Regions from separate parts of the Homo sapiens genome. Here region 1 is linked to region 2. A link is an interaction called in ENCODE POLR2A ChIA-PET data of the cell type or tissue named here. Cell type or tissue: K562. All regions are shown on one strand. Region 1 overlaps RAB11FIP4 (RAB11 family interacting protein 4). Region 2 overlaps MIR365BHG (MIR365B and MIR4725 host gene).

Region 1 (2,500 bases), 74 kb before region 2:
CTCGGGGAGTGCCAGCCAGTGGCACTGCTCCTGAGACAGACGGAGGAGTTCTGGGCAGGGGGCAGTGGCAAAGGCACAGGGGCCTGTGTGAGCAGGATGTGTCAGGGGCCCCGTCCTTCAGGATGGCTGGGCTGCAGTGGGGTGAGGCAGGACGGAGAGAGAGGAGGAAGAGTGGTGGGGTGGGCACCCAGTCGGCACCTACAGGGGTGCACATGACAAGGCTGCACAGGGTCTGGCTGGAGCAGTACAGAGGGTTAGGTGTGGGCTGTTCATGGAAGTCGGGGCTGAGTTGGGGAGGCACCAGGAGACAGCCACATGGGGATGTCTGGGTGACAGTGGCCCCCAAGCAGGGGCTGAGTGTGCGCTGCTGGCTAGAGGGAGGCTTTAAGAGCAGGTGATGGTTTTAAACCTTGTTTTCCTTGGAGATCTTCTCTCTGCCCCCTCCCTCTTGAGATTCCAATGAAAGCCAGTAGCCCAACCTCCTCAGTTTTGTGTGTAGTGTCAGAGATTCGAAGCCCCCTCTTTGATGAGGTGGTGCTTATGCCCCCTGTGCATAAGAAGCAGCATGTGCTGAGGCATTGGGGTGGGTAAAGGTGCCCAGGAGCCTGGGGTACTAGGGAAGGGGAGAGGCAGAGCATGTCCTGAGGCTGAGACCTGCTGGAAGGGGCTTTGCGAGCTGCTCTCAGGAGCTGGGCCTGGTTCTGTGGGCAGTGGGGAGCTCACAAGCTCTTAGAGGGGGTTCCCAATGGACTCCCTGGGAGGGAGAGTCTCCACCCCATGAGCCCCTAATGCCCTCTCACCTGTCCCCACTGCGAGAAAGCCTGCCCTGGCCGGAGGCCCTAAGCTGAGCTCTGGCCAGCTATGCTTGAGTGACACCCCCCAACCCCCCATGCAAGACAGCAGCTTCTGGAACACGAAGCTTGGGTAGCTGGGTCTAGCAAAGGCCACAGGACAAAGAGAGACACCTGAACTGAGCTTGCTGGGAAGACCATGGGGGCTATGTGCTGATGGGAGGTACCAGAAGATGGGGCAGGGAGGAGGAGAGGGTTATAAAAACCAAGGGCTCTGGCAGGAGGCCCTGCAGGGTTGGGAGGAGGAGAGTCACCCTGCTGACCCTGACCTGCCTGCTCCAGAAGGGCGGGTCACGTGGAGCCTTGGCCATTGGCTGTGGGTAAACATCGGTGCTCTGCTGGCTGTTCAAGGCCTGAGGGTTCTGTGGCAGAGGAGGAGCTGGGTGGGAACCCACCCTGGCTTTGGACCGTGGGTCAGCTCCATCCAGGCATGCTCTCCTTGAGTTGGATAGTGGCCTCTCTCTGGAAAGTTCCATGTCACCTCTTTGGAGGGTGCTCCCCTGAAAATGTAGCCTGACCTACCCGGTGGACTCTACGAGAAGAAAGAGCTGGCCTGAGCCACTGTTTTCCCTCCCAAACCTTCACTTTGAGTGAAGTGTTTTTATCATCGCTCCTCTTATCATGATGGTAAAGTATGGAGCCCCCAAAGCAAGCCCCACAGACTCTTGGTTGTGTGAGTAATTAAGCCCTCTCTTCAAAAAGCCACATCTTGAAAAGCTATAATTTGTAGCAAAAAATAGCTGCCCGTTCCAAGAACCAGGAGAGCCCTTTATACGCACCCCATTCAACTGCAGCACGTTACTTCGCTTTTGAGTTGAGTTGCTGGGACCTCTGGTCCATGCTTTTCTTGGGGGAACCAGAGATGCAGTGGCTGCATGGGAACTGGAGCTTCCGGTAGGCATTTGGGAAATCTTTTCTGAGAATTTAGATGGGACGATTTAAATTAGGGAACTCCTGATTTGGGTTTGCATGGCCCCAACTTTTTGTGTGACTCCAAAGGGGAGTAAAGAGAAAAACTGCAGGATACTTCAGGGGAAAGTGGATGAGACTCTCTGGACACCATTCCCCCACTTTTTCTTTTCCTTCTTCCTTTCTTTCTTCTTTTTTTTTAGATAGAGTTTCACTCTGTCGCCAGGCTGGAGTACAGTGGCACAGTCTCAGCTCACTGCAACCTCCTACTCCCTGGTTCAAGCGATTCTCCTGCCTCCGCCTCCCGAGTAGCTGGGATTACAGGCACGTGCCACCGTGTCCAGCTAATTTTTGTATTTTTTAGTAGAGATGGGGTTTCACCATGTTGACCAGGATGGTCTCAATCTCCTGACCTCGTGATCCGCCCGTCTCGGCCTCCCAAAGTGCTGGGATTACAGGCATGAGCCACCGCACCTGGCCACATTTCCCCATCTATAAGGAGGAAAATGATAATTACTTGCAGGGAGTTTACCACCTCTGTAAAGCACAGAGCAGACTGGCCACATGGTAGGCGCCCTAGTATGTCAACTTTGTTCTCTTTCTCTGAGTTGTGGCTCCACTAGCTATTTGTAGACAGGAGATCTTTGTGGCTTCAGGTAGGTGATGGGGGACTGAAAGCTAAGAGGAAAAGCCTCCCCTGACCTGCAGCTTCTCTTTGAGCTGGCATGCCTGGAATTCTT
Region 2 (2,500 bases):
GAGAGAGGTTGATTATCGTAAACCCAGCGGCTCTGATGGATGAGTTTCAGGTCTCCTGGCTTGTTCATTCCCAGCCTCGGAATGTCCAGCAAGGGCGGGGCCAGCCTGCGAGGCCAAGACCTCTTTTCACTGCATCAGAAGTTTAAATCCAGTTGAGCCCTCTGACTTGCACCTCTGTAGTGGTCTGGCCTGGGGAAGACTGGCTGGGGTGGACAGAAGGAGGGCGGGACCCTCAGAGCCCACTCTTCTAGTCTGTGTGCTGGAATCACCCCTGTCCTCCCCAACCTCCAACCCCGTCAAGCTGCACCAAGGATGTTTGGCCTCTGACTCAAAGAAGGCCTGGCCTTTCCAGGCTGCAGGGCCAGATCCTCTCAGCCAGCCCCTGCAGCAGGCCCCAGCATCCCAGAGAGGCAGCGGGTCCCTGTATGTGCTCAGCACCTTCTCTCTGTAGGCGGTTTCTCTCCCAAGACATTTGAGACTTTTGCCCTCTGCCTGGTCACCTTCTTTCCTAGCCAGGATAGGGCTGGTGGATGGTTTTGTTTTTTTTTTTCCTTAAAGCCAATTCCAAACAAGGGCTGATATTTAGTTGGCCTTTCTTTTTCTTCTCTCATGGTTTTGTGGGTTGCTGGCACTTTAGGGACTCTGTTCAGAGTGGAGCCTCCTTACTCTACAGCTCGCTGGTAAGCCCTGGTGGCCCATCAGCCCACAGAAGGGGGCACTCACTCAGGTGAGTATGAATATTCACACTCCCCAGGATAAATATAGACTCGAAATAATAGTTTCTAGTCAGTTTGGGTCAGATTTTCCCACTCAGTGACAAAAACAACTTTCATTATCCAGAGTTTTGTTTGAGTTGAGAATTTTGAATAAAGGGTGGTGGGTCTGCATCAACCACAGTTACAATATGCAAGAGCTGGGTCGTGACTTCATCCCTTTGGTCTTGGTGGGACATCACCCTGACCGGTCCCATTGCCACCTGGCACATGATGCACCTCAGTCGTCAGCGTGTGCCCAGCCCAGGGCCATGCAGAGTGAGCACTCAGGGAAGGCGCATGGAACTGGACTGGGTGGCTGGTGTGTTTGGTGATAGGTTAGCTCTGCTGTCAAAGCCAAGCCCAGGTGGGTCACTGTCACATACCCAGCACGGTGTGAGGAGCTCCTCCAGCCACTCTCAGGGGCAGCTCTCCTGACCCTGCCTCCTTGATTTTGGACCAGGCGCTTTTGTTTCTGGGCCAAGCACCTGCCTGTAGCAATGGGTGTGGGGACTTGGGTTTTGCTTTGCTAGTGGAGAATATGGCTGGGATCTGGGTTAGGGCAGAAAGCTCAGGTAGATGACAGGTGCCAGAGCAGTGGTTCAAACTTGGGAGAATCACAGCAGGAGCCTATTAACAATGCAGATTCCAGGGCCCCTTGATAGACCTGGGAAGGGGGGTGCAATCAGCATTGTTAATAAGTTTGTGTGATTGTGAGGCAGGTGGCCCCAGGATTGTGCTCTGGTTGGGTGGACCAATAGGTAAAGCACAGTGTGATGAGCTTTGGGATGATGGAATGGGGAGAAGGAAGGGGCTGTAACCCAGGGAGAGTCTGGGGTCAAGGAAGGTCACCCAGAAGAGGTGAGCTGAGTCTTGAAGAACAAAGCAGGAATGGTAATAATAGCTAATCTTGATTGAACGCTTTGTGCCAGGCACAGTTCTAAGCCTTTTCCATGAATGAACCCATTCAGTCCTCCAGACAACCCCTGAAATAGGTAGTAACCCCAGACTCACACAGGAACAGACAAAAGCACTCGGGGTTAAGTTGCTGGCCCGAGGCTAGTGAGTGGTGAGCTAGGTCTTGCCTGCTTATTGCACGGCACCACGTGGGGTAAGGTGTGCCAGGCAGCGGGAGCAGCTCAGCACAGTGATGCAGGTGTGCTGTTCAGTGGTTCAGATGATGCAGAACCTAGTGTGGGGGGACTGCTTCAGTTCTGCTTTGTTGGTGGAGAATATGTCTGTGATCTTGGTTAGGACAGAAAGCTCCGGGTGGATGACAGGTGCCAGAATGTCAGTTTGAGAGGGCTGAGGCTGGAGCTGGCAATCGGGATAGCAGGCACACTTCCTCACAGTCTGAACTGGAAGGAGCGTGGAGTGTTGGGGAGAAGATGCAGTGTCAGTGCCCAGGGTGCAGCGAGGCACGGGCTGGCACCCTGACCCAGCCCCCTTCCCAGAGGGGAAGAATTCGCTATGGCCCAGCCCCTGCCCTTGGGGTCTGAGGGGATCCACTTTTGTTAGGAGCCTGCTACACACTTTGCTTTCTTTCGATCCTTACATTGCCCTTCCAGGTGGGCTTATTATTCCTATTACAGATAAGAGAGCTGAGGCTGGGAAGCCGAGTAATTTACACAGGGTCAGGTCATACAGCAAGTTAGCAGGTAGTGGTGCCAGCAGCTGGCTGTCTTTTGTGGGGATGTGTTTTCACCACAGCGGTGGCAACCTGTGTCCTGACAGGCCAGGTTCCTGCA

The links. Peaks named below come from ENCODE experiments on the same cell type or tissue, not always from the same donor. Only the 100,000 strongest peaks of a DNase experiment are listed, where the experiment ranks them.
Region 1: POLR2A ChIA-PET joins it to region 2 with 5 read pairs; 2 of 35 experiments call an interaction of 5 or more read pairs at or near these places.

What each region holds. Positions count from the first base shown.
Region 1 is chr17:31,497,415-31,499,914 of GRCh38, forward strand. The region is part of intron 3 of RAB11FIP4 (RAB11 family interacting protein 4); the gene reads left to right. Among named protein-coding and RNA genes, the nearest start is that of MIR4724, 36 kb to the right of the region's middle. RefSeq lists enhancers at 1,499-2,460, 2,461-2,500. In K562, no CTCF peak of the experiment used is centred here; a DNase peak (open chromatin) is centred at 1,117.
Region 2 is chr17:31,571,448-31,573,947 of GRCh38, forward strand. MIR365BHG (MIR365B and MIR4725 host gene) reads left to right here. Exons shown (of 3, transcript NR_186556.1): 2 at 638-727. Among named protein-coding and RNA genes, the nearest start is that of MIR365BHG, 1.6 kb to the left of the region's middle. RefSeq lists an enhancer at 1,919-2,500. In K562, no CTCF peak of the experiment used is centred here; no DNase peak of the experiment used is centred here; H3K27me3 peaks cover 2,083 bases.